2 separate regions of the Homo sapiens genome follow, and region 2 is linked to region 1. Evidence: chromatin contacts called from ENCODE Hi-C data. All regions are on one chromosome and are shown on one strand. The core of a region is the stretch at or near the end of the contact, and the rest is flanking DNA. Distances in the headings are between cores, read along the strand shown.

Region 1 (5,949 bases), core at 3,245-5,744:
TAAACTTCCAAATTGTGTACAATTGAAGCCTCTGCTTTATAGTTCTTAGCACACCTCTCAAATAAGAAGGCAGTACTGGGAAGGCTCTGAACCTGTGGCAGAACCACTGATAGCTGTGGAGCTATTCCAAGGAGTCTGGGAATCAGGGGGATTATCAAGATCATTGCTAGAATAAATTAATCTTACCGTATATATAGCACAAGTTTTCAAGCATATGTAAATGCTACTTATAACCAAATAATTACACCTTGTTTTTCTTTAAACTGTAACTCTCAATTATGTCTCTACATAATTTTTTGATGGTAAAGTGTCTGCATGCTCAAAAAGCTTGAAAACACTAATGGAGAAGAAGGAGGTCTCAGGAGTGTGATGGAACAGGTTTACATGGCAGCTTCAACATTTAATTGATGAAAGTGACTATGTGTCTTAAACTCTCTGAGCCTCAGTTTGCACATCCAAAAGCAAGGATATAATTCCATGAACCTTTCCACCTCAAGTCCACAAGGCAGAATAGCAAGATGTTAACTGCCACTCTGAGGACCACCAAATAAAAGGACAATTTATTAGGCCACTTGCCAGCATGGACACAATCGCCTCTTGGCATTTCTTATTATCCACAGAAAAATTAAAAGTATAAATGTAGAACAAAATTATTATTTTTTTTTAATAGTAACATGTAAGATCAATCTTTGTCTTTAAAATACCATGTATCTCATTCTTGGAAAGCATCAAAAAGAAAACGGTATAGTAAGTTTTATCTACAACTTGAATTAAAATTATTCTTGAAATATGTTCTTAATGGTTAGATGAAATGGTAGTTAAATACAAATAGAGATAATCATATACTCTCTCTCCATAAGGCTCCCACCTCCTTCAATAAAGTCTAGTTCACCTAAAATGATACTATTAATTCAATATTACAAGTTGATAAGCACATTAAATCAAAACACAGCAAGATTATTTTAAGAGTCTGACTGAAATGTCAGGATAAGAAATAGATTAATAAATATTGGTTTATAATGTCGGTAATGAAAACAAATACGTTATTTTCAGAAAATAAAAGGTATTCGCCATTAGGTACAAATCATAAAGGGATTATCTACGGTTACTACACTGTAACAACTTTTTACATATTGTATTTTAGAACAAGCTTTTGAGAAGACAAAGCAACACATCAGCAGTTTAACCAATTGTCTTTCTCTTTTAACAGGCTGGTCTACATTAGATTAGATATAAAAGGCTCAGGTACACTTGTGCTCGATCTTAGCCAAATGGCTGAGAAACAGCCAGGTACATTTAAATCAGTGACAAAAGAAAACACTATCCTTTAATAAAATTACATAAAATAGGAAACATCTCTTACTTTAAGAGCAACCATGGTACTTCTTCCTATGGTGAAAACTGATGTTATCTCGCTTAATTATTCATCCCAACACCTGGCCTTGCTCCCTTTTCCACCTCTAGCTATGTTAACACTAGAGTCCAATAATTTGCTGATAAAGAATCTTAACTGCAGTATCTAACAGATCTTAGTGATTAAGCATATGATTTACCCTTTGATTGTACAGATAAGTAAACTGAGGCCAAAAGAACTGAGGTATCTTATTAAAAATCAGAAAGCTAGTTACTTGAAAAGCCCACCTGTCCTTCCTGTCCACATGTCTCACCAGAAAAACAGCAATAGTGAAAAGTCAACTCTGTTTTTAATGGGCCACTTTGTATATTTTAACTGTTAAAATAATCCAAGAGGATATTAGTCATATACGAAGATCCTTTAGATATAATGTGTAGGACCAGCGTTAATTTAATCAACCAAGTCTCCTCTCATTGAATTATTAATTCATAATTACAAAGATGACATTACAGTAAATTAAGAAATACTGTAATTTCATTCTCTCCCAAAAAGTATACACTTAAGTTTGGTGATTCACTGTTATATTTTCAACTAGTAAATCAATGTGCTAATTCTGGGGCTTAGGTATATTGCATATACTGGAATGATATTCACTTTAAATGTTTTGAGATGTATAATGTAATACAGATCCTACGTGTTTTTAAAAGTTCACATCAATTTCAAGCTTTTAAAAATGTATGTACACAAGAAAGCTTCTTTTGCAATTTATATGTTTATAAATGTTTCCATTAGCTAAGATATATTTTGGAATGTGATCAAACAATATTGAATGTCAAGTCCTAACAGCAGGGCTGGTCTAAGGAATTCCCTCTAAGCTAAATCTGGTACTTCTCATATGTGGCTACTGCTCTTTTAAACTACTGTGTCCCTAAAGGGCTAAAAGGAAGAAAATCCTAACTCAACAAGTGAAGGTAGCAAGGCATAGTATTTGAATGGCTACCTTTCATTTTAACTCTACTTCCTAAATTCAAAATTGGATTTGGGTTTGTTTCAAGTTGTTCACAATTTACTAACGAAATGTGCATCTCTCATTCTTCCCCCAAAAGAAAGAAGTCATCCACTCCAGCTACATATAAGTCTCCAATTTCTATACGTGAAAACCGAAATACCACTCATTGAAAAAAAAATGTACAGAGAATTGGCAGGCTGCATGTTTATGTAAACCTTCAGAAAACATGGAAACACGCAGCCCCAACTCACCAGGAAAATCAACACTTCTGATCAAACTATTTTGTGACATTTTATGTCTTTTATACATTTCACTTCATATCCAGTATTCCAGTTTTGCACCGGCGTGCCTGTATCAACCCCAAATCGCCTGAGAGCAATCTAGTACTGTAGCAGAACAGTTTCAACATGAAGAGTTCTGCTCATTGCCTGTGGCGTGGTCCTCGAAACACCTGAATCAAACATTGATTCCCCTCCTCCTGCTATTTAAAACCGAGGGACGTCAGGCTTGGGTAGCAGGTAAAGAAAAGCCACAATAATCAAACAAACAAGCAACCAAAATACCCGAACACGGAACACGCTAAGAACAAAGGAAACACAAGAGTGTGAACAGGAAATGAAGCAACTCTATACACATAAATACCTTCTGGGGCCGCCAACGTAGGTAAAAGTAAAGGTGGAGTCAGAGTATCTGAAATCTGAAACAGAAAGTCCCGTCAAAAGCTACCCCTGGAGTGGATTTGTTTTAACCCCGATCAGGACTTGAGCCCCACATTCGGTGGTGTCAGGGGAGGCCTGGCCGGGCAGAAGGCAAGGGCTAGAGGGCGGCGAGGTCCCTCTGCGCCGCGTCCGAGGGGATGCGGCGCGCCCCCGACTGGGTGCAGCGGGAGGCCGCCCCCCGCAACAAGTGCCGGGTGCCATGGCAACAGCGGGAATTTCCCGATAGGGGAGGCCGGAAGCAGCCTCAGCCGGGCTCGCGGTAGCGAAAGCAAAATCCCGGGGGAGCAAAATGGACGAAAGGCGACCCCCAGGCAGGGGCGCTGGGTGCCTTGGGAATCCGAGGAATCCCTTCTCTTTGCCAGTCGGAGGGGACTAGAGGGAGCCGAAGGGGCCGGAGATGGGCCGAGCGCTGCCCCCCGGGGGTCCTCGGCGCCGGGCGCAGCTTACAAGCGCAGCGCAGCGCAGCAGGCTCCATTCCCGGCCGCCGCCGCTCAGCCCATTGCGCAAACCAACCCCGCTCTGCCGCCGCTGCTGGAACCCAGGAAGCGTGCTTGGAGGCTTCGGGCACTACGCGGGGCTGGAAATACCACGCACTGCCCCTTCGCCTAGACCCCCGCTCCGGCCACGCGGGCTCTGCCCTCAAAGCTGGTGGCTGCCTCAGACTTGGCGGTGGGGGAGGGGAAGGGGAGAGGCTGGCGCCCCCTCCCCCTTTTGGCTCCCGCGCTCGTTGCAGCAGCTGTTGCCAAATGAACCCCAGAATGGGGACGTGCAACCCTCCACCCCACCCCCAGCCACAGACGTCGCGGTCAGAAAACTGGGAAGGGGGCGCTGGGTCCGAGGTTCTGGAAAAGCAAGAACTCACCTGCAAACAGGCAGTCCTTCTCAGCTCTGGACTTCTGGATCACGACGTCGATATCCTTCTGAATTCGCTCTTGCCTTGAACACATCCCCATTAAATAAATCCCTGGAAAAGAAGCAGCCGCTATTTCCACCCCACCCCACCCCCCTCGCACGCTTCCAGCTTTCGTAAATATTCAGTTAAAAATGAAACCTCTGGCCGAGGCAGGGGCTGAAGGCGAAGTGGTTTCGGAAGTGATCCTGGGTGAGAGAAGAGGAGGAGGAGGAGGGGGAGGAGGAGGAGGAGGGGGAGGTCGGCTTTGCATTCCCAGATGTGACCGCCCAGCTGCTGCTCGCCGCTGCTGGATTCCAATTTCCTCCCCTTCTGACAATGGATGGTGATGACACCAAGTCTCACTTTCTCCCTCACCCGCCCGGACCAACGGCCGTGGGGGCCGAGGTGCCGGGGACAGCCAGAGAGCAATCACCGGCTGGGCGGCGGGCGCCGGCGAGGGGCGAGCCCCGCTCCGGCTCACGCGCGCACACCCCTCACGGCTCGCACGCCGGCCTTCCACACCCGCGCACACTCGCGCCCGCGGGCGGCGGCAGCCGTGCCCAGGCTGCTGCAGCGCCGCCCGCCCGCCGCAGACCCTCCGCGCCCGCCGCCTAGTCACCCCGCCGGCCGCGGGCTGCCGGGGCTCGCAGAGTATTAGCCATCCCGGGCGGGAGCCGCTTCTCCCCACACCGACCTCCACTCGCGCCGGGAGCTGAGCGGTCGTGAAGACTCCCTGGGGCTCCCAGCCTTCCCTCTCCGCGCCCCTCCCCCCATCACTTTTATGAATTCGACTCCACTTTCTAAAGGAATTATAGTCTTGTGGCAAACCCAAACCGGAGTGGCTGGGAGGGGGAAAAGGGGGGAAAAGAAAATCTTTAAAAATTAAAAAAATAATAAAACGAACAAATCTTTCCTTATTGCCACATCACATAACACGGAAAAGGCCTTAAAATTACTCCAGACGTGCACCCTCCCCTTCCCTCAGTGCCTGAGTCTTTTTCCTCCAGATCGAAGTAGTTCAGCCCTTTTGGGGCGCCGTTTACGAAACACAGCCCCTTTTGAGGGACTTCCTCCTCTTGAAACTCACCAGTTCTCCCTTCCTAGGTGTTTCTGTTCATGAGAAATGGTCAGAATCAACTGGCACGTTCCAGGGTCTTCCTAAAAGATGGAAACCTGTTTGGCTTGATTTTTAAAACCACCTCCTTTGACAGTCAAGGGAAAGCTACAATCCAGGTGTTCAGAAATGAGATACTGCTCTGATTCTCACTTTCTGTTCTGCCTAAGGACACCCCAGGCTGACGTAGCTGCCCCACCTCTATATTGGTTTATGCCCTAGGAGAGGTCTCCAGCAGGCACTTTTCTTGTTGATCTTTTCTCCACTGAGAAGGCTCCCGCCAGTAGACCATGACTCCTTTTGCTTTGCATACTCAGTGCCATGTACAGTGCCTGGAATACAGGAGGGTGGCCTAAATGTTGGCTGAATGCACGAATGGTCATTTCTTGCAGCCTCTTTTCATTACCCTGTCTCATCACTTTTCTTATCAGCATAAGTGCCCAAGAGTTGCCAAACTGTTTCAGACCCTTAATCAATTTAGTTCTGATTCTGACCGTGACAACATGATGTTCAGCACGGTAGGAATGACTGCCATCCCTGAAGGAGTCTTAAGATTCTGTAGAATCAATGAAAGATCCTATGTTCTAACTCCTTTATCTTTCAGGAAACAAATTACAAAATAATTTCCTTGTCCAGTCATATTCACTATGAGTTACAAAAGGAAACATTCTGCATTATTGAGATCCACTGCAGCCTTTGATGTAGTAAAGCCACAGTCACAACAGTCTATATCTCCTGCTCAGTCCTCTCCTGAAATGCTTCCTGTTTAGGGTAGGACAGGTTCAAGCCCTTTGTCCTTCCTGGATATGTTGCTTTGTGTAGGCCCTTTGGCTGCCAAAAATGCTCTCTTCTCTTCCACAT
Region 2 (5,383 bases), core at 534-3,033, 2.1 Mb before region 1:
TTTTCCTAAACTAAAGATAATTGCTTTGACAAAGATGAAAAATATTGCATAAGAAACATTTAATCTCTTGTCAGGATCTGGGTAGCCTTATAAGGCTCTGAGATGGTGTGCTGGGGAAGATATCAAAGAGATGAACAGCACAAGTGAGCAGGCAGTAAAAAGCTCAATGGCAGAGAGAACTCCAAGGACTTAAAAATATGTACTCAGACATAAGCTTATAATGCAAGTTATCTATATTGTTGAGCAAAATGGATATGTATATTTTGTATTATGTAAGTCCTTTTGTTTTTCAAAGAAGAGACACTCTCAGATTTCCTTAGATCTATTCCCCTCAAACTTTCCCACTGAAGTATTCCTAAATGGGAGAGGAGTAACAATGGATACTTTTCAACGTGTCAAAGAGTGGTGGGTTTTGGATTTAGAAGAGACCAATATCACCATAAGATCAGACTCTAAGACCAGGGAAATAGAAACTAGAAAGGATCTTGTCACTTTATTGCATTAAATAGACATGAAAGAAGGAAGAAGGATGAGGTATATCTAGAGAAACCCCTACCCTAGTTTAAGGGGCCAAGTTACACATGTCTATGTTTGATATTAAGACATATATTAAAAATACAATTCATACCAGAAAAGTCATGGCATTCTCAATTTGAGAGCTGGGATGGACTTTGGACAACCCTGATGTTCCATACACATAATTTCAATATTATACTTGAACAGAGGAGCTGAAGAGAGTTTTCCCAGTGCATGAAAACAATGAATGGTAAAATAGGAATCATCACCCAGGTTCCTAAGTGCTGGTGCAAAATTCTTCCAGTTTCCACTCCGTTGCCCTCCCATGAGTCAAATGGTTTTAGTGTGGTCAGTGTCTTCTGCATGGAAATGCAAGCATTTCACTTTTAAAAACATACAACTTTAAAACTAATGTAAGCAATTTAAGTAACGGAGATGGCATTAATACAACCAACATGCCTATCAACAATTATTTAACTATCTCAACCTTCAATTTGGAGAGGTCAGTTCTTTAAGTGAAGGAATTATCCAGGTTCTAATTAATGAAAATGTGATAGTCCCAGAGAATATTCTTATATGGAATTTCTTTTAGCAGTCTAATTTTAAACAGCTGGAACTCATTTGTTAAGCTGTAGCCTATTCCACTTTTTGAAAAGTGTGGTATGTGGGACTTTTTTTCCACACAGAAGTGGAACTTTCTGGAAAGTCTGAACATATTGCCGTACTTGACCTTACAGGCTAGCAGCTGCTTGGAGACCCTGTTGGGCAGCTTGAGCCTTTTGTGCTCCACCTGTGTTCAGCTATTAGCGTTATACTGTGGTAAGCACTGATTCAAGGCCGAGGGACTGGCTGCCTTCAAGGATCCCATTGTTTATAGCCCTTCCTTTTACTTAATGTTCTGTTTCTGTAATTATTGATGTTGTTGAATCTGATCAAAAGCACAGGTGCAGCACCTCTTGCAGGTCCATGTTGTACTGAAGGTTTAAGAATTCACAGGCTAATAGGGGTGTAGAGGAAGAAGAAGGTTAAGGAGTATTCATTGCCTTGACTCCAAAACGTGGTGAGAGAATGCTGCAAAATACAGAAGCTTAAAACATTGCAGCAACTCCTTGACTGTTTCACCGTGGTTTGTTTTACATACCACAGCATCCTGTATGAAGATGGATTCCCATATATCAGAGATGAGAAACAGGACACGGCTCACCTTGGGCTTATCAGACTGCATCTGACGCATGAAACAACAGGAAGCTGTTGATAGCTGAGGTGAAACAGCAAGCAGTGACTGGTTTAGAAATGTCATAATACCAGACATTGACCCCACCCCCAACCTCATGTACTAGGTTCCAGAGTAAAAATAGAACAAGTATCTATCAAAAGCAAACACTTAAGTTTGGGGTTTTCTCCTGCTCTATTCTCTGGAACACGTCCCTTGTCTGATATCACACACTGTGTTCCAGCTCATACAGTCAATCTGTCCAGGTTCACAACTAAACCTTTCTGCAGAGAAAGGGAACAATGGAGTACACTATGGCCATGGTTTAATACAAGGAAGGTGTGATGTTTAAAAATTTCTTGGCACAGGTTAAAGTACAAGTGAATTTTTTTCAGGTGTTCTCTGTTATCCCTTTACTTTAGGACTGTGACTTTTATGGTTTGTTTATCTAGATAGAATCACAAGTCCTGAATCATTAATTTATTCCTTCAAGTCTTTTTTTTTTTTTCTTTTTGAGACCGAGTCTCACTCTGTTGTCCAGGCTGGAGTACAGTGGCGTGATCTTGGCTCACTGCAACCTCTGCCTCCCAGGTTCAAGCAATTCTCCATGTCTCAGCCTCCTGAGTAGCTGGGACAACCACCCCCAGCTAATTTTTGCATTTTTAGTAGAGACGGGGTTTCACCATGTTGGCCAGGCTGGTCTCCAACTCCTGACCTCAGGTGATCCACTCACCTTGGCCTCCCAATGTGCTGGGATTACAGGCATGAGCCACGATGCCTGGCCTCAAGTATTTATTGAATGCTGTTCACTGGGTCAGGCACTCAGGATTGTGAGAAACTTGATAGTCATAACTCCTAGATATGGATCTTGTAGAGTAGCTATTGTATACAACCTTCATCTGCCCTCTAAAACAGCATTTCTCAGTTAGTTCCATAAGAATTAGTCTGTACAGACATGGTTTGAGTGACTATTTTCTCAGTTTTTTCCAAGAATGGTAGATCGTGGGTGCCACTTCACATGCATAGAGGATTGAGTTAATTCATTGCTTACAATGGATGCCTTAGGCCATTAGGGCCAATTGATCCTAAGTGATAAGGTTTTTCCAAAAGGAATAAAAGCTCCAGCTACAACGTTGGTCAAAACTAGTAGGAAGAGACAACATTAATAATTAGGAGTTTCACAACACTGTTCCTTCACCACAGACAACTGGCCTTGAAGAGAGAAAGGACAAATAAGTGTGTACAGGATTTTTTTAAAAAATTAACCTCTAAGTGTTGAGCAAGTTAGGGGAGTATTTCATGGGGGAAGATATTGTTTGAAGGTGGGAGGTTATCAGGTAGCAAGCCATGCTGAATTCATATGGGAAGGAAGAATATAAAGCATTTGAGAGTTATTGGGGATGAAAGAAAGATGAGGATCAGATATTATTAAGAACTGCTGGGAATGCATAATGTACTAGAATCCCTCTAGATGTTTTTGAGAGATGCAAACAAATATTGGAATTCCCATTCTGCCTATATTTAAAGACAATACATCTCTGGGCCTGGACCACATGGATTTTCATTTTGGTAGGGTTATACTCCTATGAGCTCACGTGAACCTGCTCATCAGCTTGATGGGTGCCTGTGATGTGACACCAGCGTACTGGCCTCTATTCTTTTTTTTTTAAATTATTATTATTATACTTTAAGTTTTAGGGTACATGTGCACAACATGCAGGTTTGTTACATAAGTATACATGTGCCATGTTGGTGTGCTGCACCCATTAACTCCTCATTTAACATTAGGTATATCTCCTAATGCTATCCCTCCCCCCTCCCCCCACTCCACAACAGTCCCCGGTGTGTGATGTTCCCCTTCCTGTGTCCATGTGTTCTCATTGTTCAGTTCCCACCTATGAGTGAGAACATGCGGTGTTTGGTTTTTTTGTCCTTGCGATAGTTTGCTGAGAATCATGGTTTTCAGCTTCATCCATGTCCCTACAAAGGACACGAACTCATCATTTTTATGGCTGCATAGTATTCCATGGTGTATATATGCCACATTTTCTTAATCCAGTCTATCATTGTTGAGGATTTGGGTTGGTTCCAATTCTTTGCTATTGTGAATAGTGCCGCAATAAACATACGTGTGCATGTGTCTTTATAGCAGCATGATTTATAGTCTTTGGGTATATACCCAGTAATGGGATGGCTGGGTCAAATGGTATTTCTAGTTTTAGATCCCTGAGGAATTGCCAGACCGACTTCCACAATGGTTGAACTAGTTTACAGTCCCACCAACAGTGTAAAACTGTTCCTATTTCTCCACATCCTCTCCAGCACCTGTTGTTTCCTGACTTTTTAATGATCGCCATTCTAACTGGTGTGAGATGGTATCTCATTGTGGTTTTGATTTGCATTTCTCTGACGGCCAGTGATGATGAGCATTTTTTCATGTGTCTTTTGGCTGCATAAATGTCTTCTTTTGAGAAGAGTGTTCATATCCTTTGCCCACTTTTTGATGGGGTTGTTTGTTTTTTTCTTGTAAATTTGTTTGAGTTCATTGTAGATTCTGGATATTAGCTATTTGTCAGATGGGTAGGCTGCAAAAATTTTCTTCCACTCTGTAGGTTGTTCTTCCATTCTGTAGGTTGTTCACTCTGATGGTGGTTTCTTTTGCTGTGCAGAAGCTCTTTAGTTTAATTGGATCCCATTTGTCAATTTTGGCTTTAGTTGCCATTGCTTTTGGTGTTTTAGACATGAAGTCCTTGCCCATGCCTATGTCCTGAATGGTATTGCCTAGGTTTTCTTCTGGGGTTTTTATGGTTTTAGGTCTAACGTTTAAGTCTTTAATCCATCTTGAATTAATTTTTGTATAAGGTGCAAGGAAGAGATCCAGTTTCAGCTTTCTACATATGGCTAGCCAGTTTTCCCAGCACCATTTATTAAATAGGGAATCCCTTCCCCATTTCTTGTTTTTGTCAGGTTTGTCAAAGATCAGATAGTTGTAGATATGTGGCATTATTTCTGAGGGCTCTGTTCTGTTCCATTGGTCTATATCTCTGTTTTGGTACCAGTACCATGCTGTTTTGGTTACTGTAGCCTAGTAGTATAGTTTGAAGTCAGGTAGTGTGATGCCTCCAGCTTTGTTCTTTTGGCTTAGGATTGACTTGGCGATGTGGGCTCTTTTTTTTGTTCCATATGAACCTTAAAATAATTTTTTCCAATTCTGTGAAGAAAGTCGTTGGTAGCTTGATGCAGATGGCATTGAATCTATAAATTACCTTGGGCAGTATGGCCATTTTCACAATATTGATTCTTCCTACCCAGGATCATGGAATGTTCTTCCATTTCTTTGTATCCTCTTTTATTTCATTGAGCAGTGGTTTGTAGTTCTCCTTGAAGAGGTCCTTCACATCCCTTGTAAGTTGGATTCCTAGGTATTTTATTCTCTTTGAAGCAATTGTGAATGGGAGTTCACTCATGATTTGGCTCTCTGTCTGTTATTGGTGTATAAGAATGCTTGTGATTTTTGTACATTGATTTTGTATCCTGAGACTTTGCTGAAGTTGCTTATCAGCTTAAGGAGATTTTGGGCTGAGACGATGGGGTTTTCTAGATATACAATCATGTCATCTGCAAACAGGGACAATTTGACTTCCTCTTTTCCTA

Evidence for each region. A loop is a pair of places that touch in the nucleus more often than their neighbours do. Pooled maps may share reads with other maps.
Region 2: a loop to region 1 is called in a pooled map, with 8 times the contacts of the local background. The contact joins the enhancer-like site here to the promoter of PARP8 in region 1. A Hi-C loop is called at or near these places in 3 of 50 pooled maps.

Annotation. Positions count from the first base shown.
Region 1 is chr5:50,665,182-50,671,130 of GRCh38, reverse strand. It overlaps PARP8 (poly(ADP-ribose) polymerase family member 8), which reads right to left and starts at 4,494. Exons shown (of 26, transcript NM_024615.4): 1 at 3,945-4,494; 2 at 3,006-3,060. The coding sequence starts at 4,035. RefSeq lists silencers at 3,370-3,699, 4,392-4,451, 4,502-4,651 and enhancers at 2,672-3,871, 3,307-4,219.
Region 2 is chr5:52,721,936-52,727,318 of GRCh38, reverse strand. The region is part of intron 2 of PELO-AS1 (PELO antisense RNA 1); the gene reads left to right. Among named protein-coding and RNA genes, the nearest start is that of ITGA1, 63 kb to the left of the region's middle. Within about 2 kb of position 1,783, at least 14 of the 41 ENCODE cell types and tissues checked have a DNase peak (open chromatin) inside an H3K27ac peak, as active enhancers do.